2 separate regions of the Mus musculus genome follow, and region 1 is linked to region 2. Evidence: chromatin loops called from intact Hi-C (ENCODE). Cell type or tissue: left cerebral cortex. All regions are shown on one strand. Each heading gives the region's core, and the rest is flanking DNA. Links, peaks and the distances in the headings are about the cores only.

Region 1 (16,228 bases), core at 3,200-11,199, 1.7 Mb after region 2:
ATACTTGTTTGGTGCCACAAGTGGCAGATGGCAGATGAGGGCTGGGGAAGCAGATGCTAAATGCAATCTGCCTTGGGTTTCGGTACCCAACCAATGACCCATCAAGCAGACCCCCAGCTCTGAAGTGCAATGACTCCCCAGAAGCAGAAAAAACCTGCAGATATGATGTTCACACGTATCCTCCATCTTCTCCTACCTTCACCTGGACAACTGGCCGAGTTCAGCCAGAGAACACATGGCTCTGACTCGACCACATCTGCCAGTCTGCCATGCCCCAGGGCTGCAGTGTCAGCATCTGTTGTTTTGAGCTTCATGCATGGTGGGATGGTGGAGTTAACCCACGGTAGGGAAGACTAACTGCATGTGAAATCCTCACGGATAATTAGGATGCCACGTTGCACAGCTTCCACCCACCCTCAGGCTGTGGTATCAGATACACTGGCAAGTCTCAAACAGATTCACACATAATCTGCAATTAATTAGAAGCACCCAGCTATTGGGAGGGCCCAGATGAATTCCACTCTGTGGAACTTCTGCAGAAACCCACAAAACTCTTCAGTAGCACACAAGCTCCACCTTCAATATGGATGGGTTCGAGCCCCAGAAACAGCACACGCCATGCAGCCATCAGGCCACAGCTTGCCTTTGCCAAGCCCTGGGTTCTGGAACAGGAAGACTGTGGTACCTTCTGTGTGCATCCAAAGTTAAGGAGGTGGTTTGGTGGGAAATTAAAATGAGGAGCCTACTGTGTGCCTTAAAAGTTAAAGAAATGAGTTGATGAGGAAAAGAGAATGAGAAGCCTACTGTGTGCCTCCAAAGTTATGGAGGTGACCTGATGGGACAGGAGAAAAGGAGCTCTGTAGGATCCAGGATGTCAAGCTAAGGTCACTACTCCTCCAGTTCCCAATCCTAGGCAGCATGAAGGGAGGAGAGGCAGCTCCGTGGATTCACAGTGGAGACAAGCAGGGCTCCCTGTTGTGGTTTGGAGGTAAAAGGTCCCTCACAGGCTGATGTGTCTGAACACTTGGAACCCAAGTGGTGGCTCTGCTTGGGGAGGTGAAACCTTTATGACTACGGTCTTCCTAGCAGAGATGAATCACTGTGGGCGGGCCTTGAAGCTGGTAACTTTGTGGCTTCCACCCCAGCTCTCTGCTTCCTGATCACCAGAATGTGAACAAGACATGCACAAGTTCCCACTGCCTTGGACAAAGCCTCCCAGCCACCACACCTCTTCTTCCATGGTAAACTTAGCCCATGAGTCAAAGTAAGCTGTCCCTTAAACTGTTGCTGTCAGGTACTGTGTCACATCGATAGGAAAGCTGGAGAACACAGTCACAGAAGCAGGGTTCTAACGGCTTGGAGCATAGCTGTGAGCAACAGTGGAACCCACTTGGAGCTCTCTCCATCCAGCTTGTCCTGCTGCCTGGAGCTATGTGTACCCAGCACTTCCACCAACACTCTGATGACTGCCAACTGTGTGGAACACGCAGGACTCCCCTCATGCAGCAGGAAAGAGTTCCATGCCCACCTGCACCCCTCTGTCTGTGCTGGGCACATAACTGCACTCTTGAGCTAAGAGCTGAAGGTTATTCAGAGGCAGCCATGTTGGTGCAAGAACGTAATTAGAAATTGAACAACTCATGGCATTTAGTGTTCATTAACTTAATACCTACTGCTTTCTTACTGTCGTAAGGTGACAGTCCTTCCACGCCTTAACAAATGACCATCCACCCAATGGCTTCTAAGAAGCAGTTTCCCAGACCCCACATGAACCCCCAAGATACTCGTCCTGTTTCCTTGCGTCTGAGGAAGGCCTCTCACTCACCAGGGTTTCCTGTCTAAAGCCACCTGACAGCATCCCAAGCAGCGGGTTGCCAGTGCTGCACATCCCAGGGGAAGCTGTCCCACGACACTGTAACGCTGGGGCTCTGTTCTCCTTTGCAGCCTGCTACCCTACAGAATAGAAGGCTAATACCTGTTCTCCAGTTTACCTTCAGCTAGAAGGACGAGGGGACTGAGTTCTGGTCAGTGAGGCACAAAGAGAAGCCTGTGAAGTAGACAGAAAGAGGAGTCCATTTCCCAATAGAGAAAAAGTGCCAATACTTCCCGCTGGCTCTTGCTTTCTGCTGAAAATGAGTGTGGTGTCTGTAACAGCAGGAGTTGCCTCCATCAGATTAGCCAAAGCAAGAGCTCAAGGAGGAATCTAGAGAAAGAAACTGAATGGAAGCCTGGGGGAGCATGGCTTCCTGGCTTGCTTCCCTTGGCCACTTCCAATGAGGAGGGCGTGGAGTCCAGCAGCCTGGCCCCAAGGATAAAGAAGAGTGCTCACAATCTCAATCCCTCTCTGTCTCCTCTTTCATCAGGGCTTTTAGGGGAGGTGTCACTAAACGTCTGAGGGTGAAGATGGCTAAGTGATGCAGCATCGAGGAAGGGAGGGCAAAGAGTCAGAGTAGCTGAATGGCAGGGACTAGGTCCCAAACACAAATCCCACCTTAACTTTGCCAGTGCTACTCAGTGTCTTTGCCAAGACAGCTGAAGCAACAATATTGGCCAGGGATAAGCAAAACAAAGGTACGCCAGCCAAGCACCTCAGTCCCCAGTGAAGACAACAACAACAGGCACTTCTGAACCTCCGTCCTCCTTCCAGCTGCTTTGATGGAGGTGTCTGCTCTGTCCCCAGAGGGGCTGAACACTAGTGAAGACGGATGGCAGGGGGATGAGCAATTAGTCTTCGTCGACACCTACTCGGGGCTGACAGGACACCCACTGCTGAGCTCTCTGTGCAATAAGGCTGGCTCCCAAGTTCTCCATTCAATCACCGACTAAACTCCAACACCAGGAGAAATTTGCAAACTTCTTTCTCTGGGGTAATTACTCCACTTCAAGTAATATGGCTCATCACTGACAGGCCATACCGCTGAGCTCAGGGGCTTCTGGGAATTTTCCTCAGAGCCATGGGCACCACCATCTCCATCCCCTTATTAACTCAGCACATCTTCCTCTGTGAGTCACCCCTGCTTCTAGGAGACAAAAGTCTACTTTATCCTGGATGTTCATCTGTCAGTGAGGACCTGAGGATGAGCTGCTGTTGGCCCTTCCCCAAAGCAAAGGCAACAGTGTCGGTGCAGGAAGAAACCCTGGAATCCTGAGGTCCGCTTCATGGCCAGTCTAGCTACCTGACAAGCCAATGAGAGGCCGTGTCTCAGAAAATTAGGTAGACATGGTAACGTGGGTGAGAGAATGCCCAGGAGGCCCCAACCCTAACCCAAGAACTACAGGCAATGGCAGGAATGCTGAGAGTGGGAGAATCTTCCTCGGGGAGGAGCACACCACTTGTTTATCCATCCGAATGGCCAGCCCTGAACACTCACATGCAAGTAACAGTACAGACTAAATAGCTGGACTTATTTATTCAGGGGTGTGTGTGTGTGTGTGTGTGTGTGTGTGTGTGTGTGTGTAGACACATGTAACAACAATTATGAATGAAGGAAGAGGCCATGAACTGAAAGTTTAGCCAAGAATAGGAGGGAGGAATGGGAAGGAAAAAGTGGCATAATTAAATTATAATAACACAAAAAAAATTAAACAAGGATGATTGAGGAACAAGAGCTGAGAGTGTCCTCTAGCCTAACACACATGTGCACACACATAAACATACATACAGGAAAGCACACACACGCTTTAGTACCATGCAAGCAGAGTTAGGTTAAGAGTTATGCAGGCTGACACAGACCAGCAGACACAGGGAGGCGAGGTGGGGCGGGGAAGGGCAGGGCAGGGCAGGGCAGGGCAGGGCAGGGCAGGGCAGGGCAGGTCTCCACCATGCTCTGCAATCTCTATGCCTCACTGCTACGTGTCCCTTGCATCTGTCCTGAAAGAGACGGGTACTCAGAGTAAGAGGCACACTGTATTCAAGATCTCAAGCAGATGTGTGTGAGAAAATCTAACAAAATGTTTCCCAAACTCAGAGGGCTCATCACATCAAGTATTCCACAATGGAGAATGTTTCAGTCCAGTATGTGAGACTGGGGACCTGCCATCAGTTCACCTTCAGAGGTTGTGGATACAGCCACAGTGCAAGGCCACTCGGATGATAAGGAGAAAGGAAAATACTTTAAACTACCTGGGCCAAAGTCTAGCCAGAGTGACCCCAAGCTTGGTTTTCCTAGAGAACAATTTCCTATGCTAAGGACCAGTGTCACAGGATACTCTCTTCAAACAAAGTCCATTGCTGGCTGGGACCCAGTAGCAGCCATGACTCCGGGGAAATGGTTCTGATTCTTTTTCCTGCTGGATCTGAAACTCGATACTTAGATTTATATTGCCACAGCCAGGAAACCAGAAAGGTATAGATCGGTGTTTTAAGTACAGTTCATCTTTTTTCTCCATAACTATGGAAGGCCACGGCAGGGTGTCGGGTGAGACTGGGCTCCGTGCTCTGGCTATGCTGCTGCTACTCCAGGGAAAATCCCCTGCCTGCTGCTGTCTGACAGCATTTCCTCAATGCTTCCCAACAGTGACAAGGGGTAGACACCCTCAGTGTCCACGGTACTGCCGCTGGGAATGGCCTCTCTCAAGCTGCTTCTCTACCCCACTCTTCTTGGCAAGTATCCCCATCTCTCCAAAGGCTTCTTTAGCCCTACCACACCCATGCACAAAGCTTTCCATCCCTCCAACTCAGGCCACCCTACGGACTCCACCACACAGGTCTGTCCCCTCCTCCCTCCCACTCCTGGCATCGAGGGTGAGGAATGTCTGTGTTAGTGTCAGTATCAGCTGCAGCACCCGATCAAAGGTGTTCACGCTTTCAGGCACTGGGCTGGGGTGACAGTGCACAACCTCAGGGCTTCTGCTAGGATTTCCTGCTCAGGATGCACTCCTGAGAGAGGTGTGATGACTGAAAGCGACAAGAAGGCGGTTAGTGCCCACGGGTGACAAAACAGCCATGTCACTCCCATATGACTCCTTCTATCCTGTGTCACTCCCATATAACCCCCTTCCCTCCTGTGTCACTCCTTCTGACCCCTTCCTTGTCCAGTTGCCATTCGGCCACATCTCACTTCCAGTCTTTGACCTCTCTGTGGTCAGGATCCACACTGCAAGAGCTGAGGGTGCTGCTGAGCACTGAGTGACTCTTAGTCCTCACAGCAGCTATAGGAACCTCATCCTGTGCATTTCAGTGATGGGAAAATTGAGGCACAGAGTTTATAAGCCTCACCCTTCCTCCCATACCTAGAACAGTGCCCACTATGTGACAGACATTTAGTAAACTTTTGGGGAGTGGATGAACAAATTATGAAGAACTGAGGTGTGCCTATATCATATCTGGAAGCTTCCAATTTCTGACAGTCGCTGTCATCCAGGAAACAAGATTCAGAAGGAAAAGCGAGTCTCCAGTGTTAGCAATCTCTGTTGCGGTATCCAGGCACAGTCTGTGTGACTAAGTCACACAGGACTTGGACTGTGACCTGTTTAATGGTCACTGTTCATCCTAAAAAGATCTCATCATTGAACCCTCAGCCAAGCCCTGGGCTAGATGCTGAGCCCTCCCATTGGCTTCCAAGTGCCATAGTGCTTCTTAGTTTCATTTCTCAAACGTCCAGTGTTTGGAATAGTGTTGCTAGGCAATGAGCCAGCCTGCCTCACCTCGACTGAGACTCCCGTCACATGATATCAAGAGAAAAACAGACTGAGGCTTAGTGAGGCAGTGAGCATCGAAGTGAGCAGCGAGGGGCATTGCTCTTGCCCTCTCCTCCATGGCCTGACATCAGAAGTGACAAAGAAATGAGCAACTCGAGTTGCTTGTCTCCCCGCTTTCTCTGAACCCCAGGAAAGAAAAGGAAGGCAGTGGTCAGGACTCAAAAGCCATGTAAGTATCAGTGGCTAAGCAATGATAGCAAGGGAGAAACAGTTTCTAGCTAGCAGTATGTGCCCTTCTAAAGTAGACCAGACTCCCCTCCTCCCCTCCAAAGCCATCACTGTGGGGACAGCCTTACAGGAAGCTATGTGCACATCACCTCTGCCACCCCACCTGACTGTTGAAATAAGGCACCAGCACTCGACACCCACAACTGAGACGCAAAACCCCAAGGTCTTTGCACGGGGAGGGGAGGACAGACAGCAAGGACAGAGGCACAACCTGGTGCTAAAGGACTGTCCACCAACAACAGGGGAAAAGGCTCATTACAGTTCTCAACTCCCAAATACAGAAACTAATTCAAGAGTGGAGAGAGGCAGCAGTTACAAAGGTGGGGGGCACAGCAATGAGTGTCCACCGGGTGGATTCCCACTACATTTGCAGCCTCAAGAAAGACAGATGGCGTCAGGAAGCCTCGTGCTCAGACCACCCGCTCTGGGCTGGTCTGCAGGTGCTCAGCCTTTCACACTTCACAGCGAGGGTGACAGAGCTGAAGAGACAGCAAACACCCACAGGAGTCATGAGCAGTCCCTAGAGTCTCATCATTTCCAATAGGTCCGTTCTTTTCTTAAGCTTTCCAGCAGCTATTCAGCACCCCTGTCCACCACAAGGATACTTACTGGGCACAAAGAGCCTGTTGTCCCTGGTATAACCACAGTCAGGCTTTGCCGAAGGCATTCTCATGCCAGGCAGGGAGATCCAGGGTCTCCTGGCACGGCCACATATCCCCTTGGGGTTGAAATCACCCCAACTGAGAAGATTAAGCGTCTAGAGAGGATTAAGGGTACACATCCAGGAAAGGGGGCTTCAGAGGCTTGTAATTGTAGGGATGCCATCATAAAACAAAAACCATGTCCACCCATTTGGAGGCCTAGACACTGTGTTTGGAATCAGTAAATGAATCCTTTAAGGGTGCTAACAGTCTCACCTACAAGTTACTGAACACTTAACACGTGTAACTCTGAGATACATTTTTCCAATCTGTCTTTTCAAATTGTAAGGTACAACTCTTCTGAGTATGTTTCTTGTATATATGCGTTTAACCTTCACAAACCCACCAGAGGAGCAAGCACCATTGCTAGCCCAACACCAACACAAACCTTGGTTTGAAGCTAGTGAGCTTCACCAGAGTGGCCCCTGGTGGTGAGGGTGCTGCAGTGCCACTTCCAGCCATCAACAGGGAAAGAGTGGCCCCTGGTGGTGAGGGTGCTGCAGTGCCACTTCCAGCCATCAACAGGGAAAGAGTGGCCCCTGGTGGTGAGGGTGCTGCAGTGCCACTTACAGCCATCAACAGGGAAAGAGTGGCCCCTGGTGGTGAGGGTGCTGCAGTGCCACTTCCAGCCATCAACAGGGAAAGAGTGGCCCCTGGTGGTGAGGGTGCTGCAGTGCCACTTACAGCCATCAACAGGGAAAGAGTGGCCCCTGGTGGTGAGGGTGCTGCAGTGCCACTTACAGCCATCAACAGGGAAAGAGTGGCCCCTGGTGGTGAGGGTGCTGCAGTGCCACTTACAGCCATCAACAGGGAAAGAGTGGCCCCTGGTGGTGAGGGTGCTGCAGTGCCACTTCCAGCCATCAACAGGGAAAGAGTGGCCCCTGGTGGTGAGGGTGCTGCAGTGCCACTTACAGCCATCAACAGGGAAAGAGTGGCCCCTGGTGGTGAGGGTGCTGCAGTGCCACTTACAGCCATCAACAGGGAAAGAGTGGCCCCTGGTGGTGAGGGTGCTGCAGTGCCACTTCCAGCCATCAATAGGGAAAGAGGTGCTTTCTTAAACACAGCTCACATCACATATTCCAACAAAAACATTAATTCAAATGTACAGACACTCGGCTGTTAAACAGGAGGTGAATGAAGTAAAGCTGACATAAACATAAAGAAATGTCTACTAAGTAGTGGGAAAGCATCCAGTCTGGGTGGCTTTTCCCACAGGCAGACAGCCAGTCACAACCCTAAGTGCCTGCTAGTGAGGTACCAACATTCAGAGTGCTTTCCACATACTGAGCATCCCCTGTTAGACCTTACTTTCTGTGTGTGTGCACACATATGAGTTCAGTGTGCAGTGTGTGTATATGTGTGTGTGTTCATGCATACAGTGACTACTCTAAACTCACTGGCATTCACAGGATTCACAGGGCATACTGAGTGGCCGTCATTATCTGTCTGTGCTGAGGTCAGCACTGCTGGCCACTCAACAAGAAGATATGACTGTGGCACTTGCCTTTTACAAAGAAAGGTGACATTTCAAAACCCTGCAAACTCAGCCCAGACCATCAGAGTTCTGCTGCCTTCCAGGCTGGTGACCACATTCACTTATGTGAACCAAGGTGTGAAGAGCTGGAGACTTGGCTGGGACTGCAGCTCAGTTGTTGGGTGTTTCCTTGCATGCGCCAGTCTCAGCACTGGGAACATTATTTATATAAGCTGTAGGCCAAGGCCAAGGCTGCTTATCCACACTGCCCTATCAAGGTCTCTTATATCAACGACTGCTACCCACTGAGCACACAAGACTGTAGCAGGGGATGAAGACATCTTTCTTTGACATCACAGCAACTACCAAGAGCAAACAAGTCACCACAGGCACACAGACTCAACAGGTGGCTCCATCCCGCTGACAATGAGAACACGAGGATCAGGAAAGTTGCAGGGAATCCCGGCTGGAACAACCAAGAAGTGGAGCTGTTAAGGGTCAGCCAGGCCAGAGACAATGCTCACAAGCACACAGGAAAAGAAGCATTTGCCAAGGCTTCCCAGTGTCAATCCTCTGTTACATCAGACTAATCCTGTAGGGCTACACAGACAGCCCTTCCTATCCCTCTCACAGATAAAGCAGGGGTGGGTGGAGGCACCCACATTTCTGAAAGAGGCATGGTCCTTATCTTGCAGGAGCAGAGTGGACAAGAAAAGCCTTCCCACATGAAATCACCCCTGAAAACAAAGGCTAACCCACCCACCCATTCACAAACAACTGTTCTGCACAGCCCATATAACTACCAGACACCCAGAGTCAAATGGCCCACCAATGTGGGCCTTTCCTTCAGAAGGTTGGCTGGGAATTCCTGATAGGTCTCAAGCCAAAGATGACCAGAAACAACTAGGATTAATTTCTAAAAAAAAGAGATGAATGAAAATAAAACGGGCTGAGTCCCTGCTGCAGGCACAGCTCAGAGGTATCACAAGAATGTCCTCATGGGAAAGGAACTGACCAAGCTGGTGGCTTTGTCAGGGATGGAAATGGCTTGGGAGGCTCAGAGGCAAGATCCATGGCAGCCCCCAGAGAACCAATTCACCTGCTCCATACCCCACACTGGAGAGAGGCTGAGAAGGGCTCTGGGAACCATGCCTGGCCACTAGGAGAAGGTGACAGACAAGTCGTCCTCACATAGACCTAAGTATCTGTTCAGCCCTGCACAGCAACAGAACTCACACTAGCAGTTCCTGCTCTGCAGCCAGAGGACTGTGGGAAACCTCAGCTCATAGGGAACATGGCTCTGGAGAGTGTTCACGTAAACAGAAAGGTCCAGGCTTGGAGATCTAGGAGATCCGTGTGGAAGTTTCTATGTCACCTCAGATAACTAATGCATTTCCAAGCAGAAATGGCATCCTGGGGTGATGTTAAAGGGGCCTGGAACTTCTCTGGATAAAGTTACTCTCCATCTGACATCACCACTATGGGCTCAAGGTTTGTTGTACTTTGGTGTTTGAAGGAAATGTTAATTTTTACCCAAAGGCTGATGAGGAAAAAAGGCATAATTTTTACACTATCCAAGTGTTGATCTCTGAATGTGATATGGAAACAGAAAGCCTGCCCTCTGCCCCTCTCCTTCCTGCCATTAGGGGTAGGAACGAAATGGCCAGAGCTCAGAAAGCAAAGACAACAGCTAGTCAGGAAAAGGAAGAGCCCTGGCCTCTGATGACCATGGAGTCTCATGCTAGCCCACTCTGCCAACCCCAGTCAGGGCACCGGCCCCAATCCCAACTGACCTAGTCATTGAACATCTATCTTGTTAAACAATTGCTGGTGTGGGTGTGGGTGTGGGTGCGGGCCATCACACACACACTCTTCATTGCCGTGTCCCTAATACTTCCCTCTGAAGCTGGAAATGATTTGCACCACCTGTCATTAGAATATGTCATCAGCAAAACTGATTTGTCCAGAGTCACAAGGAAAGTCAGAAGACAGCCTTACTCTGGCTGCACACAGAAGGTAGCTTAGAAACCGCAAGGCACAGAAGGTTCCTTGCATCCTTTAGCAGATTCACCCCCATGCACCACAATCCGGCCATAGTCTGGAAGCTTACAGCGATACCACGATCAGGTGCACAGAAAGCAAACACTCACTAACTTCATGCTCACTTCAAAGCCCACACCTGCACAGGATAAGCACAGGTGCCCTGCTGGCACACATGCCAGCCTCTGAGAGTACTTACGGACTGTCATGGACTCAGGCACTGAGGCAGAAGGTAGCAAGCTGCTCAGAGGACTTCCTTGGCCTGGAGAACTGGCTTCCCTACTGGGAGGAAGTAGACAGAAGGAAGTTACACTCATCCCAAAATGCAACTTCAGTGTTCACAACACTCTCAGGCAAAACGTTTCCCCAGGAATCTACTGGAAAAACAATGAAGCTGCTCAGCAGATGTCTGAAATTTACTGGTAACTCCAAAACCAATCCAAACACCCTCTGGAAGCCGCTCACTCACGAGGGAAGAGTTAGTCACTCAGTGGGCATGTGTGCAGCTGGGTCAGACAGGAAACCACTGCCTTCCTCTTCCAACTCGTGTACACACGCGTGAACACACGTCCTTTCAGTAGTCTACTTTGTCACATTCTTATGGTTTGTATTGTCACTTTCCCTAGTTAGAATAGTCTCCAGGTCCATGTTCCCAGTACAAGGGCCCCACATATTATGTAAGCTTCATTCAGACAAGCATGAAATATCACTGTCCAATGTCAACAAGTCAACAGTGTTTGTTTCTGATGGTCTCTCATGGATCCTGGGCTGGAATTTTCTATGTGACTGTCTTAGTCAGGGTTTCTATTCCTGGACAAAATATCATGACCAAGAAGCAAGTTGGGGAGGAAAGGGTTTATTCAGCTTACACCTCCAAACCACTGTTCATAGCCAAGGAAGTCAGGGCTGGAACTCAAGCAGGTCAGGAAGCAGGAGCTGATGCAGAGGCCATGGAGGGATGTTCTTTACTGGCTTGCTTCCCCTGGCTTGCTCAGCCTGCTCTCTTATAGAGCCAAGACTACCAGCCCAGAGATGGTCCCACCCACAAGGGGCCTTTCCCCCTTGATCACTAATTGAGAAAATGCCTTACAGTTGGATCTCATGGAGGCATTTTCTCAACTGAAGCTCCTTTCTCTGTGATAATCCAGCTGTGTCAAGTCGACACAAAACTAGCCAGTACAGTGACCAAAGATGATTTTGAACTTCTGATCCTTCTGTCTTCGCTTCCCAAGTTTTATATGGTGCTGGGGATCAAACCCAGAGCTCTATGCATGCTATGCAAGCATTCTCCTACAGCTGAGCTACATCTCTTGTAGATTCTAAACAAGATGCCTTTAAATGAGGACACACAGAGAGGCAGGTTATGCATTATCAGTGAATATAGAAATGCCATAACAACAGGTTCCAGCATCCCCCTGTAAGCAGGCTGGTGCTCAGAGAGGCTCAGAGAGCATAATGCGGGCAGGTAACTGGACTGCATGCATATCTACAATCAATTTCTAATGTGAATAATAGCACTGGCTTGTCCATACGCAGCAGGAGACCCCAAGGCCAGGGCTTGCATTCCTTGATCACTGTTGCATTTGGAAAAGGCTCAAAAACACAAGAAGAAAGGAATCAGAATTCCGGAAGGGTGCAGGGACACCATCCTTTATGAGGCAGGGCTCAGTGGTATCAGCCCCTTCATGGTGTATCATTTTCAGAATCCTATCTGTTCTGGGTGACAAAACACCAAGCAAGGTGTGGGGCAGCAAGGACCCCCTTACCTTGAAGCTAAGTCAAGTACACAGATGGCTAACTTCAAGACACCAAATTAAAATTGTGAAGAGAGAGGAGGAAATAAGAGCAACAGAGATGAGGTGATATTTGGGAGACCAGGGCAATGTTCCCTGCGAGCAACAGGTACACTGGCAACTTAGTTTTCTGGATTTTTTTTTTCTATTTCTTCGATCTGAGCACAAACGTGAGATTGGGCCTCAGTCTTCAACTCCAACAGGTACCACCTGTCTCCAAATGAAAATACAAGGCAGAGAGGTAAACAGCATGGCCCAATCCACTGATGGGCTTGGTGTCCTGATACTGACCTGTACCGAAGGCCAGGCTCTGGGATTATATGGTTTTCTGTTCCTGTTCCATTCTCCAGACTTCCCACAGGGGCATCTGCAGAAGTCACACAGAGAATGAGGCTTTACTTTCAACTCCATTTCTCCTTACCATGTGCTCAGCTGGCCTATTAGCTACCTTTAAACTCTTCCCACCCACATACAGGCTTCATGTACTACCCATTTCTTTTGAACAGGCATCATTAAGACTCGTTTCTAGTTGCTGCATGTGCCTTTTTTATTTAAAATAAAACAAAACAAAACCTTGAAGCAAGGGAAGTTATTTCCAAAGTCCATAATCTAGGGCCCACAGCAGAATCGGGGTTTTTGATAAATGAATTGCGCCTGCTTGTAGTGGACACTAGAGGGCAGCAGCACCTCACGATTGGCGAAGTCTGACACTGTACTAAGCCAAAAGTCACTAAGCATTTGGGAAAGGAAGTGAGGCCATGAATCTCTAGAATAGGCAAAGAACGTTCCTGATTGCTGCAGGTGCATTAGCTGATGCTCAGGCCTTCTTCCAGGAAAAGAGTGCAGACCCGTAGACCTGGGGCTAAATGTCCAGGAAGACTGTATCGCTCAGGGGAACCCTTGCTCATTCATGAAACTCTTGAGTCAGGCAAAGGAGCCAGAGACAGAGCAACCCTCTGGGCCTCTGCTTCTGCCTCTGCTAGGCTTAAGGGATGTGAGCCTGGAGAAGACAAATCCCTTCTCACCGTTGGCTGCACATCCCAGCCAACTCCCGCTGGCTCCAGTAACCCAATGGCACCATGAGCCTGGTTTCCATCTGTGAGGCATCAGCTGGGAAATCAGGTGACTAGCTCTCCTGTCCTTACTACCTAGTAGTGAGGCTAACGGGTGCAGATGCTGCTGGCTACCGTGCAAGGCCCTGCTCCTCTCCTGCAGTCCAGCCAGGCAGCCTCTCTGTGCCTTGCTTCCCGTTTTGCTGTGCTTTGCTCTGCTCTATTCGGCTGGCCTCTAACTCAAGCTTCTCCTGCCTCCTCCTTCTGACTGCGGGAATCACAAGCACGTGCCTATCAGACTTGTCTGGCCTATGTAAAACATTTTCACAATTATATGACATAATTAAATTTGATATTGTTGTGGTTTTGAGACAAGATTTCACTCTGTAGCTTGGGCTGGACTCAAATTTGTAACAGTCCTTGCCTCCACCTCCTGAGGCCGGGGATTACATATGTGAACCACCAATGACTCTTTGGCCCCTGTGCCTCTAGGTAACCCTACAAAGTCTAATGTATACTTTTACCTCTCAAAATGACAACTCTCAAACTCCCTCATTCAGCTGAAACCCCAGCCCTGCATCTTGCCTCGTCAGGAAGTTCTACTGAGACCTCCCTGGGCCCAGCAGCCACCTGCATTTTCAGAACCCCTGGGCTTTATTTCTGGACTCTCAGCTCAGGGGCACCTGCCCTCCACCCACCACAGAGCCAGGCGAATCAGTTAAGCTTACACTTCCTGGCAAAGGCCCATGTTTAATCCCTAGTTCATGGTGCCACAGCAGGACTCTAAGAGGCAGAGCCTGGTTCACTGGAGGACGTGGCCTTGAAGAATCAGATAGTGGGACCCAGGTCCCTTCCTAGCTCTCTGCATTTCCTGGCCACCATGAGGTAAGCAGTATCCTCCATCTTGCATTTCCAAACATGATGCTCTGCCTCACCACAAGCCCAAGACAATGTAGCAACTAAACATGGAATGAAATCTCTGAGTTTATGAGGCAAAATAACCCCTTTCTCCCTATAAGTTGATTGTCCCAGTATTGTTTGTTACAGTAACAGAAACTGACAAACACAATATCCAAAATCTCCATGTCACTAAATTGCCCCTCACTCTGCTCCTGTGCTCATTTCTGGTTAGAAGCATCTAAGGATCCTTCAGGAGGCTCCCTCAGTTCAGTAATCCTCAGTGCTGAAAAACTCAGCCACATCTGAGTCCAACACCATGCATGACTGGAATAAAGGTCATTCCAGACTTGGCCCCTCTCTGTGACTGGCAGACATACACACACACGGCCGGCACTGTGGTGGGGCAGATGCACCGGCACACAGAACATGAACAGCCACTGGCATCTTTTATTATATGTATGGTGATGGGATAGAACACAGGAGCTGGGAAATGCTCTACCACTGGGTTCTGCCCCAAGTCTGTATTATCTTCACTTCACAGATGAAGACACAGACCCCAAGGGCTTAACTGACTTCCCAGGATCATGGAGTTGGTAAGGGAAGCATCTACTCAGCACTGAGCTGAGCCCCCTCACTTCAGCAGGCAGGCTCACTAAAGTACATGTTTACCCCTCTGACCTCCTGGCTCTCCTGCCTCCGTCTGCCCCGTGTCCTGTGTGGGTACCACTCTCCCAACACTATGCATCCTTGCCCTGCAGCATCTCTCCACCATCTGCAACATCCGCTCATCCACTCGATAGGAGTTTACTTATGGTGCCAACTATGGACTCAGAACTGACCAGTGTCAAACTCGGTTACACTGGAAGACAGGCATGGTCTTGTACTTGTGAACCTTACAGATTAGAAAGGACAGGCACTGTCTAGTTATACACAATATCTCCATCAGTTCAATGAAGGCAGCTTTTCAGGGTTATACCGTGCGGGACACGAAGCCTGACTTGTACAAGAAGGTAGCAGTTAAAAAAATAAAAAGGCATTTTTTAAAAAAGTGTTATTAGTCAAGAAAGCTATGTGTTCTAGTTCCATAACTCAGATGACAGAGGCAGGAGGAGTGCGACAAGTTAAGGTCAGCCTGGTCTACATTATGAGTTCCAGGCCAGCCAGGGATATATAGCAAGGCCATGTCTCAAAAAAAAAAAAAAAAAAAAGGTGACATCTAAGCTACAACCTGAGGGATGACCTCAGGTACAGAAGGTGGGGAAGCGAGCTAGAGAAGCAGAAGCAGGTGGATACGGGGCAGGGACGTTGTGAGTGAGAAGGAGTAAGGCTGCCACTGCTTGGAGGTTGCTTAATGTAACAACAGCAAAGGGAGAGGTGCAGAAGGAGAGCCAGAGCATGAGAAAGATGTAATTTGACTGTTCTCCATATCTGCTCTGGCTGATAAAAGAAGAACAGACAAAAACACAGACAAAAGGAGCCAGTGCAGGCTTGTTGAGAAGCCATTTTGCAACAGCACCGGCAAGAAGTAATAGATAGGATATGGAAGCATTCGGAAGACACATTCTATACATTTCTCCTTCACACGGGTAATTAAAAAAACAGACCCCCAAGCCATGGCTGGTAGCATAAACCATAATCCCAGTCACTTGAGAGGCTGGGGAGGGAAGACAACTAGTTGAAAGGCAACATGAATGGCCTTAGTGAAATATTGTCTCAAAATAAAAACTACTAGGCTGACAAGATGGCTCAGTATATAAAGGCATTTGCTGCCAAGCCTGATGATACCCATGTGAACCCCCAGAATCCACCTGCTGGAAAGAAAGAAGTGACTCCACACATGCACAGGGACACATCTCTACATACTCATACTCAAAATACATAAACAAGTAAATGTCATTGTAAAAGATTGGAATATGGAGCTAAAGAGATGGCTGGGTGAGTGGTGAAGAGCCCTTGCTGTTCTTCCAGAGAACCTACATTCAGTTCACAGCACCCATATCCGGGGGCTCACAATCAATTGCCTATTAACTCCAGGATCCAATACCCTCTTCTGGCCACCATGGGCACCTACACTATGTGCCTTCACATGCACATAGCCACAAATAGACACGCAAAATTTTAAAGAATTTAAAAGGCTATGCCCCTTAATCCTAGCATTCGGGAGGCAAAGGCAGGTGGATCTCTGTAAGTCTGAAGTTAGCCTGGTCTACATAGTAGGATCTACCAGCTAAATCTACACAATGAAACCCAATCTCAAGAAAAAAAATTAATTAAAAATTTTTTAAAAACTGTGAAAATGGAGGAAGGCCTCAGGTGGGATGTCCCTTCAGATCCCCATGG
Region 2 (15,263 bases), core at 1-8,000:
TACTATGTTTCTTGGTTATATCAAGAGGTCAATGTCTAATTGAGCTGTAACATTTAGGATTTTTTACATTTATTTTTACCTTAAAAATTATGCATATATGTTTGTGCATGTGTGATGGGGTGGGGGGTGTTGTGCAGGTGGAGTCCAGTGCTCTCAGAGGGCCAAAGAGGGAATCGGATGCCCTGGAGTTGGAATTATGGGCAGTTGTGAGCTACCTTACATGGGTGCTGGGAACTAAGCTTTAGAATTCTGCAAGAGCAGTGCACCTTCTTAATCTCCGATCCACCTCTCCAGGCCACCCATGCGGGATTTTGTCGGTAAGCGCTAAGGCCTTCATACAATAGCTAAATCATAGATTCTCAGTGTTAAGTGACATGTAGCCATACTTATTCATGTCATCAACATTTGCTGAACCTCTCGACTTGTCAGGTAGTGTGTCAACAGCTTAGCTACAATACTGAGTAACAAAAGCAGAACGTTTAGCAGAGGAGACAGACAAAAATAAAAATGTTCACATTGTAGATAAGAAAGATTTCAAATTCTTACCAGTTATTAAATCTGAAGGTATTCTACCTGTCAAGAAATCAACCACGAGTATTCGGCTTGTTGCAAATATAATACCACCCTGCGTGTAGACTTCATAGCGACTGTTACTTGCGATTTCATTTGTCACTCGTCGAGGGAGATGTTCAACTCCTTCTATCTTCAACTGATTGATAAAATATTCCTAAATCAAATTAAACTCATTAGTAAGCTGCTTAGTACAGGGCAGGGAAGTTTTAAAATAGGCTATAGGGATTTAAAATGATGTCTCCATTCTCAGAGCTTATGAACATCACAGCAAACATGCAAACTAAGTTATTCTTTTATACCCATCAGTCAATCAGGTCACTTTAATTAAGGTTTTGTTTTGTAAGGTTAAGTTGTGCTTTGGAGTTTATATTAAGAAATAATTGTGCTCCAGTCATTATTTCCATTTCAACACCAAGCCACAGAACCTTTTAAAACTTTGGGTTAAAAGTTTTCTACTCTTCCGAAGATCCTGAGTTCAAATCCCAGCAACCACATGGTGGCTCACAACCATCCATAATGAGATCTGACTCCCTCTTCTGGAATGTCTGAAGACAGCTACAATGTACTTACATATAATAAATAAATAAATTATTAAAAAAAATCTTTAAAAAAAGTTTTCTACTACCTAGAAACTACTTCCAGCCAAAGTCGGGTTTTGAGACAAGGGATTCCTCTCTGCAGACAACACTTTAGACTGTTAGATCAGTATTGATACTTCCTAGAGAGATGCCAGAATGTCCATAGGTCCAATGGCCCATTAGTCTCTCAGTCTAATGCCACTTTTCTGGGCATCTTACATTGCACAAAGTACCATGCCAAGCACTGTAGATTCCTGGGGAATCCAACAGGGCCTCAGCCTTTAAAGGAGTTGTTAGTGACTCTTCTCAGCTGACATTTTCTTCCTGGCCACTACACCTAGGGGATCATCAGATTCATCATGCTAGGCTATGTCCACATCTCTCAACATCCGCAGCAAGGCATGTCTCATTCCACTGTCCTCAGGATCACCTGTTCTCTGTAACCCAGATTGATCGCTCCCTTAGCTTTAACTTCTGCACCCCCACCCCCATTTCCCTAATCCCTCTTCTTTTGTTAAGTCTCAAGGTCTCCTTTTCTACTAGAAAGTAATAACTCTCAGAGACCCTATCATCCTCGTCATTGTCCTTTTAGGGACCACACTCTGTCCTCCAAACACCCTTATATCCAACTTCAAACTCAAACACTATTCCTACCCAGATTCTGATACCGTCTCTCCTTTGCAGTGCAATTCAATCCACTACTCTACCTCAATGTGTAGCCTACTCGCCCCTCTCCTTTTCAGTGTTAAGGAGTGTGTGGGACCCGTATTCTCAGTGTCCTCAAACTGTGTCTGGGCCCTGTATTCAATGCTCTCCCATGTCAATAGAGGAACCCAAGACTTTCTTGGGATGCATTCTATACTTGGCAGTCATCCCGCAGTGTCAGAGTCCAGGATCTCCTTCCAGGACCCTCACTCAATGCCCTCCCTTGTCGTGGCAGCCACTTCAATTTCCCTGGGGTTCCCTTCCCTCCTTCGCAGCGACTTGGAACTGTGTAGGTGCCCCGCATCTCCCCCCTGGGATCTTAATTCATTCCCTTTCGTGCCCTGTTTAAGATCTGCATGGGCTCGGAGTCCCTGCAACCGTACAGCTCCGCGTTCCTACCGCGCCGATCTCGCATCGGATGTCCCCCAAACCCTTGGGTCTACCCATCCCGCAGTCGCACCTCCTCGGCCGGCTGCGTGTTGAGCACCAGCACCAGGCAGGCCGGGTGGCAGTGAAGCCGCAGGAAATGGTAGAGGAGCCGGTCGGTGCCGAGTCCGCGGGCACACACCACCAGCCCGTCGCTGTCGAGCAGTTCCAGCACCTGCTGCCTCTCGTACTCCAACAGCGGCGCCATACTCCGCCGTTCGCCCGACAGGCCTGGCTCCATGGGCGCCCTTCCGGGACCGCGGCCGCACGCTGACGGAAAGAGCCGAGTCCAGCCGAACGCTGGCCGAACGCAGGGAGAGACGCCAGGGCCGAAGGAGCGCAGAACAGATGTAACTGCAATGGCCGACTGAGAGAGGCCGGATGTAGCCGAAGGGAGCCGAGTTCAAGAGAGCCAACCGATTGTAGCCGAAAAGGAATCGAGGCGGGGACAAGTGTGGCCGGAATGTGCCCGAGCCCAGGGCAGGTCTACCCGAACTCAGCCGAGAGGCGCAGAAAGCGTTAGCGCGCGTGCGCGCGCGTGTGTTTAGGTTCCCCATCCTTTGGCTCTCTAGACCTAGGCATAAACTAACAAAATGCAAACAGAGAAGTCTAATCCGCGTAATCCTCCAATACCGACAGTTCAGAATGTTGCTGTCAGTATTCCAAGTGCATCCAGAATCGACATCGTTTTCCTAGTGTGAGGGTTTTGTCTCTACTTTTGCAAGTATTCCTCCCCCTCCCCGCCTTGAAAATTTTTAATAAGCACAATACCTTATGAGTTTCAGTCTCTTGTTTGCAAAGGTCTTGAACTCAGTAAGTTATTTTACAAAGCCTCCATCAGGTGCCAGTTGCAGCCGCGTTCCTTCCACTAGAGGGACATCTTGGGTCGTGTTTGTAACTACCTAAAAAAACCTCCAGGTAAGCAATCTAGGAGGCATTCTCTCTCAGAATTCTCCATTCCCCTTTATTTTCAGCCCATACGAAATACAAATGAAGGCAAAATAGGATTGTTCCATTACTCAGGAATAACCATGGTTAACAACATACTTTTGCGTGCCCCCTACCCTCTGCCGCTGCTCAGTTTGTGCGGCTGCTTGCCTGCTTAATTATATGAAATAATAAACAACCAAGATTCGAAACCAGATTTTTGGTTTCTCCAGGTGGGACAGGCTATCTCACTTGTTGAAGTAAATTCAAGGCCAGCCTGAGCTAGAGATGGAGACCTCCAGCACAAATATAAAGGGTGTTAGGATGTAACTTAGTGGTAGATCCTGAGTTCCGTCACAAATTTTCCCTAAATCTCTGTCCTTTATGTGGCTGGGTTTTCTGTAATGTGGAGGCATATACTTGTCTAGTTACTGGAGAACGTTTAGTTGGCTCCCACTCCTCCCACCAGCACGCAACATAGCATTTCACTAGCTTAGTTCATACAGAAGTTCACTCAAACCCTCAAGGTACGTTTCTCGAATGGACGATTAGTGGGAGAAAAAGGACACATTTATTTGAGTTTGCTCGACCTTCATTACATTGCCTTCCCGTTTACCAATCTCCCTTCACATCAGCCGCTGCAAGTGGATTTGTTTTCTCTCTCTCCTCTGCTTCTTCCAGCGTTTTCCTTCTGTCTAGTCACAGTTAAAAGAGCATCTAATAATTTCTGCATCTTCCTGAAGTGGACAGAGATGCCTGCAGACGCTTTCCGCGCAGCATGTCTGGGAGCCAGGAGATAATGCCTGCAGTTCAACAAGCCGGTTATATAATCAGGCAAGGCCACAGAGCTGGATGGTATGTTTCTTAGCGTTGGTTCAGGGTACAGTAAGTAGTTACTCAGCACACATTCAGAGGTGGGTGTGTGGGTGTGTGGGTGATTCCTCCCAGGTTGTGGCAGGCAGAATAATGCAACCCAAAGATTGAATTCCCAGAACCTATTATTTTTCATGGCAAAGGAGACTTCACAGATGTCATTGAGCTAAACTCTTGAGATGGAGAAATGATATTGACTTATCCAGGTATGCCCAATATAATCATAAAGATGTGCTTAGGGGCAAAGGAGAGGCAGGGGACTTAGCTTCAAAGGGGACTGTGAAGGAGAAACTAAGGTCAGAATGAGGTAGAAAGTGCCAGGAACAGAGCGTTGAGGAGCTGAGGAACTCCTGCGTTCTCCCTTGGGAAGCCAAGACGTATCCCAGCCACCCCCAACAACCCACTGTTGGGGGACGTTGCATTTTTGTTATTTTAAACCTCTGTGTTTATGGTGCTTTGTTGCAGCAATAATGGGAAAGGGATGTACACGCTTTTCTTATTTTGACCACACTGAACTTTGAAGATGAAGTTCTCCGCTTATCCAAACAAACAAACAAGCAAGCAAATGAATAAAACTGCAGATAGGACCGTTCGAGGGAGAGGTTATTTTAGAAGGTCAAGGTTTATTGAAAATTCAGGCGTATACAGAGTGACAGGGGTGTAGCTCAGCGGAGGAAGCGCTTACTGTGAAAGCCTGGGTACCTGTGTGTGGTCCCTAGAATCCAGGCGAGAGATTGCACTGGAGACTGCAGCTTTGTTCCTGGGAGACAGTGACACTCCCTGGGGCTTGCTGACCGGGCCAGTGAGAGAGCATATCTCGAACACAAGGTAGCTGTCATGATGGCTTAGCTGGTAGAGATGTTTGGCATCTAAGCCTGCTGACCTGAGTTTGATCTCAGGAATTAACATGCTGGAAGGAGAGAATCAACTCCCGAAAGCTGTTCTCTGACTTCCACAGTGTGCTATGGCTCACACCTTTTGTAAATAAATGCATGTAATTGGAAAAAAACAACCAATGTGGACAGTGCCTGAGAACTGACACTCAAAGTGGACCTCTGGTCTCCACATGTATGGGTACACAGTACATATACATGAACATATGGGTAAATGCACGCATGTGCACACAGTAGCCATAGAGACGTGTAAATTCACATGGAGTATTCCCTCTTCCAATGAATGTTAATTGAGCATACAATGTGTCAGGTTCTGTAGTAGTGCTAGGTCTTATCAGGGAGCAAAGCAGGCAAATCCTTGCCCTGTGTTCTTCTAAAGAGCTAGTGTATGAAGAAGTCTGTTGATCCTCTAATTATGTGAACTCTGGTTATTTCTTGAACATTCCTAATTGTCCAATCACGAGAGTACTTGAAAAATTTTCATGCACCCCTAGTAAGCAGACTATCAGAGAGCTATTAAAGTCTGAATATGAATGTGGAAAGGGACCGATATCTAATATATACTGAAGAAAGTGTGGGAAGCCGCCCCCACATTCGCCGTCACAAGATGGCGCTGACATCCTGTGTTCTAAGTTGGTAAACAAATAATCTGCGCATGAGCCAAGGGTATTTACGACTACTTGTACTCTGTTTTTCCCGTGAACGTCAGCTCGGCCATGGGCTGCAGCCAATCAGGGAGTGATGCGTCCGAGGCAATTGTTGTTCTCTTTAAAGAGGAAAGGGGTTTCGTTTTCTCTCTCTCTTGCTTCTTACACTCTGGCCCCATAAGATGTAAGCAATAAAGCTTTGCCGTAGAAGATTCTGGGTGTTGTGTTCTTCCTGGCCGGTCGTGAGAACGCGTCGAATAACAATTGGTGCCGAAAACCCGAGACGAGAAAAAACTCCGGACTGGCGCAGGGAAGATCCCTCATTCCGGAACCAGAACTGCGGATCACGTTTATAAAGGTTCCCGTAACACAGACTGTTGAGAAGGATTCAACTGCCGAATTCAGAACTCATCAGCTGGGGAACGACGGTGATAAAGGTTCCCGTAAAGCAGACTGTTAAGAAGGATTCAACTGTATGAATTCAGAACTTTTCAGCTGGGGAACGAGAGTACCAGTGAGTATGTTTGGCCTTGAATTTTTTCTGGTGTTAGGAGCCCTTTTGTTCTTTTTCACATGTTATCAAGTGATTAAGATAGGGCTGAAAATTCTAGAGGAAATTCAGGACAAGCTATCAGAAGTAAAGCGGGAAGAAAGAGTAGGAACAAAGAGGAAGTATGGTACACAAAATAAGTATACAGGCCTTTCCAAGGGTCTTGAACCCGAGGAAAAGTTAAGGTTAGGTAGGAATACCTGGAGAGAGATTAGAAGAAAAAGAGGAAAAAGGGAAAAGAAGAAAGATCGATTAGCGGAGGTCTCTAGGAGATACTCGTCACTAGATGAGCTCAGGAAGCCAGCTCTTAGTAGCTCTGAAGCAAGTGAAGAATCCTCCTCTGAGGAAACAGACTGGGAGGAAGAAGCAGCCCATTACCAGCCAGCTAATTGGTCAAGAAAAAAGCCAAAAGCGGCTGGCGAAAGTCAGCGTACTGTTCAACCTCCCGGCAGTCGGTTTCAAGGTCCGCCCTATGCGGAGCCCCCGCCCTGCGTAGTGCGTCAGCAATGCGCAGAGAGGCAATGCGCAGAGAGATGCGCAGAGAGGCAGTGCGCAGAGAGATGCGCAGAGAGGCAGTGCGCAGAGAGATGCGCAGAGAGGCAGTGCGCAGAGAGGCAGTGCGCAGAGAGGCAGTGCGCAGACTCATTCATTCCCCGAGAGGAACAAAAGAAAATACAACAGGCATTTCCAGTCTTTGAAGGAGCCGAGGGTGGGCGTGTCCACGCTCCGGTAGAATACGTACAGATTAAGGAAATTGCCGAGTCGGTTCGTAAATACGGAACCAATGCTAATTTTACCTTGGCGCAGTTAGACAGGCTCGCTGGCATGGCACTAACGCCTGCTGATTGGCAGACGGTTGTAAAAGCCGCTCTCCCTAGTATGGGCAAATATATGGAATGGAAAGCGCTTTGGCACGAAGCTGCACAGGCGCAGGCCCGAGCAAACGCAGCTGCTTTGACTCCAGAGCAGAGAGATTGGACTTTTGACTTGTTAACGGGTCAGGGAGCTTATTCTGCTGATCAGACAAACTACCATTGGGGAGCTTATGCCCAGATTTCTTCCACGGCTATTAGGGCCTGGAAGGCGCTCTCTCGAGCAGGTGAAACCACTGGTCAGTTAACAAAGATAATCCAGGGACCTCAGGAATCTTTCTCAGATTTTGTGGCCAGAATGACAGAGGCAGCAGAGCGTATTTTTGGAGAGTCAGAGCAAGCTGCGCCTCTCATAGAACAGCTAATCTACGAGCAAGCCACAAAGGAGTGCCGAGCGGCCATAGCCCCAAGAAAGAACAAAGGCTTACAAGACTGGCTCAGGGTCTGTCGAGAGCTTGGGGGACCTCTCAGCAATGCAGGTTTAGCGGCTGCCATCCTTCAATCTCAGAACCGCTCCATGGGCAGAAATGATCAGAGGACATGTTTTAATTGCGGAAAGCCTGGGCATTTTAAGAAAGATTGCAGAGCTCCAGATAAACAGGGAGGGACTCTCACTCTTTGCTCTAAGTGTGGCAAGGGTTATCATAGAGCTGACCAGTGTCGCTCTGTGAGGGATATAAAGGGCAGAATTCTTCCCCCACCTGATAGTCAATCAACTGATGTGCCAAAAAACGGGTCATCGGGCCCTCGGTCCCAGGGCCCTCAAAGATATGGGAACCGGTTTGTCAGGACCCAGGAAGCAGTCAGAGAGACGACCCAGGAAGACCCACAAGGGTGGACCTGCGTGCCGCCTCCGACTTCCTATTAATGCCTCAAATGAGTATTCAGCCGGTGCCGGTGGAGCCTATACCATCCTTGCCCCCGGGAACCATGGGCCTTATTCTCGGCCGAGGTTCACTCACCTTGCAGGGCTTAGTAGTCCACCCTGGAGTTATGGATTGTCAACATTCCCCTGAAATACAGGTCCTGTGCTCAAGCCCTAAAGGCGTTTTTTCTATTAGTAAAGGAGATAGGATAGCTCAGCTGCTGCTCCTCCCTGATAATACCAGGGAGAAATCTGCAGGACCTGAGATAAAGAAAATGGGCTCCTCAGGAAATGATTCTGCCTATTTGGTTGTATCTTTAAATGATAGACCTAAGCTCCGCCTTAAGATTAATGGAAAAGAGTTTGAAGGCATCCTTGATACCGGAGCAGATAAAAGTATAATTTCTACACATTGGTGGCCCAAAGCATGGCCCACCACAGAGTCATCTCATTCATTACAGGGCCTAGGATATCAATCATGTCCCACTATAAGCTCCGTTGCCTTGACGTGGGAATCCTCTGAAGGGCAGCAAGGGAAATTCATACCTTATGTGCTCCCACTCCCGGTTAACCTCTGGGGAAGGGATATTATGCAGCATTTGGGCCTTATTTTGTCCAATGAAAACGCCCCATCAGGAGGGTATTCAGCTAAAGCAAAAAATATCATGGCAAAGATGGGTTATAAAGAAGGAAAAGGGTTAGGACATCAAGAACAGGGAAGGATAGAGCCTATCTTACCTAATGGAAACCAAGACAGACAGGGTCTGGGTTTTTCCTTAGCGGCCATTGGGGCAGCACGACCCATACCATGGAAAACAGGGGACCCAGTGTGGGTTCCTCAATGGCACCTATCCTCTGAAAAACTAGAAGCTGTGATTCAACTGGTAGAGGAACAATTAAAACTAGGCCATATTGAACCCTCTACCTCACCTTGGAATACTCCAATTTTTGTAATTAAGAAAAAGTCAGGAAAGTGGAGACTGCTCCATGACCTCAGAGCCATTAATGAGCATATGAACTTATTTGGCCCAGTACAGAGGGGTCTCCCTGTACTTTCCGCCTTACCACGTGGCTGGAATTTAATCATTATAGATATTAAAGATTGTTTCTTTTCTATACCTTTGTGTCCAAGGGATAGGCCCAGATTTGCCTTTACCATCCCCTCTATTAATCACATGGAACCTGATAAGAGGTATCAATGGAAGGTCTTACCACAGGGAATGTCCAATAGTCCTACTATGTGTCAACTTTATGTACAAGAAGCTCTTTTGCCAGTGAGGGAACAATTCCCCTCTTTAATTTTGCTCCTTTACATGGATGACATCCTCCTGTGCCATAAAGACCTTACCATGCTACAAAAGGCATATCCTTTTCTACTTAAAACTTTAAGTCAGTGGGGTTTACAGATAGCCACAGAAAAGGTCCAAATTTCTGATACAGGACAATTCTTGGGCTCTGTGGTGTCCCCAGATAAGATTGTGCCCCAAAAGGTAGAGATAAGAAGAGATCACCTCCATACCTTAAATGATTTTCAAAAGCTGTTGGGAGATATTAATTGGCTCAGACCTTTTTTAAAGATTCCTTCCGCTGAGTTAAGGCCTTTGTTTAGTATTTTAGAAGGAGATCCTCATATCTCCTCCCCTAGGACTCTTACTCTAGCTGCTAACCAGGCCTTACAAAAGGTGGAAAAAGCCTTACAGAATGCACAATTACAACGTATTGAGGATTCGCAGCCTTTCAGTTTGTGTGTCTTTAAGACAGCACAATTACCAACTGCAGTTTTGTGGCAGAATGGGCCATTGTTGTGGATCCATCCAAACGTATCCCCAGCTAAAATAATAGATTGGTATCCTGATGCAATTGCACAGCTTGCCCTTAAAGGCCTAAAAGCAGCAATCACCCACTTTGGGCAAAGTCCATATCTTTTAATTGTACCTTATACCGCTGCACAGGTTCAAACCTTGGCAGCCACATCTAATGATTGGGCAGTTTTAGTTACCTCCTTTTCAGGAAAAATAGATAACCATTATCCAAAACATCCAATCTTACAGTTTGCCCAAAATCAATCTGTTGTGTTTCCACAAATAACAGTAAGAAACCCACTTAAAAATGGGATTGTGGTATATACTGATGGATCAAAAACTGGCATAGGTGCCTATGTGGCTAATGGTAAAGTGGTATCCAAACAGTATAATGAAAATTCACCTCAAGTGGTAGAATGTTTAGTGGTCTTAGAAGTTTTAAAAACCTTTTTAGAACCCCTTAATATTGTGTCAGATTCCTGTTATGTGGTAAATGCAGTAAATCTTTTAGAAGCGGCTGGAGTGATTAAGCCTTCCAGTAGAGTTGCCAATATTTTTCAGCAGATACAATTAGTTTTGTTATCTAGAAGATCTCCTGTTTATATTACTCATGTTAGAGCCCACTCAGGCCTACCTGGCCCCATGGCTCTGGGAAATGATTTGGCAGATAAGGCCACTAAAGTGGTGGCTGCTGCCCTATCATCCCCGGTAGAGGCTGCAAGAAATTTTCATAACAATTTTCATGTGACGGCTGAAACATTACGCAGTCGTTTCTCCTTGACAAGAAAAGAAGCCCGTGACATTGTTACTCAATGTCAAAGCTGCTGTGAGTTCTTGCCAGTTCCTCATGTGGGAATTAACCCACGCGGTATTCGACCTCTACAGGTCTGGCAAATGGATGTTACACATGTTTCTTCCTTTGGAAAACTTCAATATCTCCATGTGTCCATTGACACATGTTCTGGCATCATGTTTGCTTCTCCGTTAACTGGAGAAAAAGCCTCACATGTGATTCAACATTGTCTTGAGGCATGGAGTGCTTGGGGGAAACCCAGACTCCTTAAGACTGATAATGGACCAGCTTATACGTCTCAAAAATTTCAACAGTTCTGCCGTCAGATGGACGTAACCCACCTGACTGGACTTCCATACAACCCTCAAGGACAGGGTATTGTTGAGCGTGCGCATCGCACCCTCAAAGCCTATCTTATAAAACAGAAGAGGGGAACTTTTGAGGAGACTGTACCCCGAGCACCAAGAGTGTCGGTGTCTTTGGCACTCTTTACACTCAATTTTTTAAATATTGATGCTCATGGCCATACTGCGGCTGAACGTCATTGTTCAGAGCCAGATAGGCCCAATGAGATGGTTAAATGGAAAAATGTTCTTGATAATAAATGGTATGGCCCGGATCCTATCTTGATAAGATCCAGGGGAGCTATCTGTGTTTTCCCACAGAATGAAGACAACCCATTTTGGGTACCAGAAAGACTCACCCGAAAAATCCAGACTGACCAAGGGAATACTAATGTCCCTCGTCTTGGTGATGTCCAGGGCGTCAATAATAAAGAGAGAGCAGCGTTGGGGGATAATGTCGACATTTCCACTCCCAATGACGGTGATGTATAATGCTCAAGTATTCTCCTGCTTTTTTACCACTAACTGGGAACTGGGTTTGGCCTTAATTCAGACAGCCTTGGCTCTGTCTGGACAGGTCCAGATGACTGACACCATTAACACTTTGTCAGCCTCAGTGACTACAGTCATAGATGAACAGGCCTCAGCTAATGTCAAGATACAGAGAGGTCTCATGCTGGTTAATCAACTCATAGATCTTGTCCAGAAACAACTAGATGTATTATGACAAATAACTCAGCAGGGATGTGAACAAAAGTTTCCGGGATTGTGTGTTATTTCCATTCAGTATGTTAAATTTACTAGGGCAGCTAATTTGTCAAAAAGTCTTTTTCAGTATATGTTACAGAATTGGATGGCTGAATTTGAACAGATCCTTCGGGAATTGAGACTTCAGGTCAACTCCACGCGCTTGGACCTGTCGCTGACCAAAGGATTACCCAATTGGATCTCCTCAGCATTTTCTTTCTTTAAAAAATTGGGTGGGATTAATATTATTTGGAGATACACTTTGCTGTGGATTAGTGTTGCTTCTTTGATTGGTCTGTAAGCTTAAGGCCCAAACTAGGAGAGACAAGGTGGTTATTGCCCAGGCGCTTGCAGGACTAGAACATGGAGCTTCCCCTGATATATCTATGCTTAGGCAATAGGTCGCTGGCCACTCAGCTCTTATATCTCACGAGGCTAGACTCATTGCACGAGATAGAGTGAGTGTGCTTCAGCAGCCCGAGAGAGTTGCAAGGCTAAGCACTGCAGTAGAAGGGCTCTGCGGCACATATGAGCCTATTCTAGGGAGACATGTCATCTTTCATGAAGGTTCAGTGTCCTAGTTCCCTTCCCCCAGGCAAAACGACACGGGAGCAGGTCAGGGTTGCTCTGGGTAAAAGCCTGTGAGCCTAAGAGCTAATCCTGTACATGGTTCCTTTACCTACACACTGGGGATTTGACCTCTATCTCCACTCTCGTTAATATGGGTGGCCTATTTGCTCTTATTAATAGAAAAGGGGGAACTGTGGGAAGCCGCCCCCACATTCGCCGTCACAAGATGGCGCTGACATCCTGTGTTCTAAGTTGGTAAACAAATAATCTGCGCATGAGCCAAGGGTATTTACGACTACTTGTACTCTGTTTTTCCCGTGAACGTCAGCTCGGCCATGGGCTGCAGCCAATCAGGGAGTGATGCGTCCGAGGCAATTGTTGTTCTCTTTAAAGAGGAAAGGGGTTTCGTTTTCTCTCTCTCTTGCTTCTTACACTCTGGCCCCATAAGATGTAAGCAATAAAGCTTTGCCGTAGAAGATTCTGGGTGTTGTGTTCTTCCTGGCCGGTCGTGAGAACGCGTCGAATAACAAGAAAGAATACATTGTAAAGTGAAAATGGATAGCATGGTCCCAGTTGCCTAAAAATATCAATAGTATTTTCACAGGACTGCATGGAAAGTGCTGGAAAGAAATGAAATCTTTGGAAATAAAGGCAGGCGGTCAGCATCACGTCTGAACTTGACATTTTTCTGTTTATTCCCGTCTGACTTTCCTTCCTTGTACTTACACAGCCTTTATAATAAAAATGAAAGAAGAACTCCCTGGCTACTGTGTAAACACTTCATCAGGACCAAAAAAAAAAAAAAAAAAAAAAAAAGGTTACCCTAGGAAGTGTAGAATGAGTATGCACACGGTGTAGAATGAGCACACGGTGGACGCCAGCTGGTATTTCAGGTCGGCCCCTGACCGCTTTGCACACTTTGACCTGTTGGATCTACAGGTCACTCCCATAAAAGTTTTCAACTTAAGTGATGGTTTTCCTGTCATGTAACTGTCACAATTCACCAAGCCTTTATTTCTTAGCTGCTTCCCCCTCCTCCTTCTCTTCTTTCCCCCTCCCTTTCCCATCCCTCACTCTTTCTTTCTCTCCCCCCTTTCCCTTTCCCCTCCCTTTTCCCCGTTCCTCTCCAGCCCCTCTACTTCTCCTTTCCCCTTCCTCTTCTTCAGCCTTGCCTTGCCTTTCTTCCTTGTGATGAACAAATTCACCTCCTTTCTATTTTGCTTGTGAGGACATAGGCAGGTCCTCAGTGGCCTTTGACATAAGGCTGGCAATGAGATTAAACATCATTTTTTTCTCTTGCACACCTCAGTCTCATTGCAATTGCCAGAGTCAGGCCACTGACATCTCTCTCAGCATGTAGTCCTTCACACTATATGCAGTCATCCTTTGGTATCCATGAAGGATTGGCTCCAGCCCCTCTCCCCGGACACTGCCTTAATATGCACGTGCTCAAATATGTTGTAGAAAGTGGCACAGTGGGAACAGATCATGTGCTTGCCAAGCACGTGCAAAGCCCTGGGTTTTATTCCTGCCATGGTGCAGAAATGTTAACTGGAAATGGTGTAGTCTTCACATAGAGCCCACCGAGTCTTGCTGCACAGTTTTGAGCTAGCTATCACTGGAGACTTGTGACGTCTAGTACAATGCACATGCTATGTAAACATTTGCTGTGACTTATTGTTTGGGGGAATATTTTGACAAGAGAAAGTTTATTCATGTCCAGCATAGTTGCAACTATTTCCAATATATCCTGCCTCTGATTGGTTGGATGCCTGGATGCGCAGCTTTCGGATACAGAGAGGTGTTACAGCAACAGCTCATTAAATCTAGACCCTAGGCTCAATGCTGAGGATTCAGGGATAATCATTCCTGGAGTTCTCAAAGAGAAGATGCTGACCAAATGTTTCAGTTTTGTTTCTGTTGCTATGATAAAACATCCTATCAAAAAGCAACTTCGGGAAGAAGAGTTTGCTATAGCTCCCAATTTCCGGCTGCAGCCCACCACTATGGGGAAGCTAAGTCAGGAAGTCAGTTCCATCGCAGAGCAGGAGCCGAGAGTAGTAATGCACGCGTGCTTATTTGTTTGCTTGCTTGTTATACTTAGCTTCATTTCTTGACTCACAGAACTCTGCCTAGGGAATGTATCACCCACAGTGAGTTTGGTTTTTTCCACATTAATGGACTTAATTAAAATCAATCTCCCATAGAAATCCACAGGCCAGCCCTGTATAGCTAATCCTGCTTTGAGACTCTCTTCCCAGGGAGGAATATCTAGAATTGATTGCATACCACAATCTCATTTGGTAGAAATCTCTTTAATTGTTACTAAGCTGAAGTCATAATTTCTTAAATGGTACATAATTTGATGCAAAATCAAAGGTTTTCATTGGTATAAAATTCTCTATTGATACTAAAAATTTTGAAGTGCAGGGCTTAGACCCAGTCCTTCTATTGCTGTTATTATAAACAGATCTGAGATGTTTAAGTCTGTGAGTTAAGGGCCAATAGGAAATTCATGGCTCTGAGTTTATTGTTAGGGTGTTTTCGGTTATTTTAATTAAAAATAGCTGAGAGTAGGTAACAGAGAACAGTCCAGATTACTTCACATAGATAGTTGGTTTTCAAAAATTTCAGAAGTCCACAGAATGTGACATTTAATGTTATTTATTCACTTGTTGAGACTAGTCTGCTAATGACAGCTTTCCCTGTTTTGGATTCAAAGAAGAAACTGAGCATCTTTGAGTTACTCCAGTTGTGGCAAAACAGCCACTAGGCAAGAATCGCATCATTTCATCTACAGACATAAGACTGTCCAAAGAAAGGACACAATTACAGGTTAGGACAGCTTGATTCTGCTGAGACATAGTAGGCTAGTCCTTAATATTCCTGTTTCTCTAAGTCTGTCAGATGACCCTGGCCAGTAGGCTGAAGACCGATGCTCCAACGTGTTGAAGTAAGGGACTGTCCAAGTGATCATCGGTTTCTATAAGTTGGCTAAGTTTTGGAAGCTGTGTTAGGCTTCCTGTATATTTTCAGCTAATATCAGTCATTCTTGGAATTCTGATGGGGTTGAAAAACTACATAGTTTCCTAGCCAAC

What was found. A loop is a pair of places that touch in the nucleus more often than their neighbours do. Peaks named below come from ENCODE experiments on the same cell type or tissue, not always from the same donor. Only the 100,000 strongest peaks of a DNase experiment are listed, where the experiment ranks them.
Region 1: it touches region 2 in a loop (4-fold over the local background); 7 of 42 quality-filtered maps call a loop at or near these places.

The regions. Positions count from the first base shown.
Region 1 is chr16:11,414,898-11,431,125 of GRCm38, reverse strand. It overlaps Snx29 (sorting nexin 29), which reads right to left. Exons shown (of 21, transcript NM_028964.4): 10 at 12,228-12,303; 11 at 10,343-10,422. Among named protein-coding and RNA genes, the nearest start is that of Snx29, 100 kb to the right of the region's middle. In left cerebral cortex, for the core only: CTCF peaks have their summits at 7,055 (motif pointing left), 7,347 (motif pointing left) and 7,670 (motif pointing left); a DNase peak (open chromatin) is centred at 7,030.
Region 2 is chr16:13,097,195-13,112,457 of GRCm38, reverse strand. Ercc4 (excision repair cross-complementing rodent repair deficiency, complementation group 4) reads right to left here and starts at 2,722. Exons shown (of 11, transcript NM_015769.2): 1 at 2,317-2,722; 2 at 547-727. The coding sequence starts at 2,523. In left cerebral cortex, for the core only: a CTCF peak has its summit at 3,138; DNase peaks (open chromatin) are centred at 2,616, 3,101, 3,671 and 4,081; H3K4me3 peaks cover 1,866 bases; H3K27ac peaks cover 1,698 bases.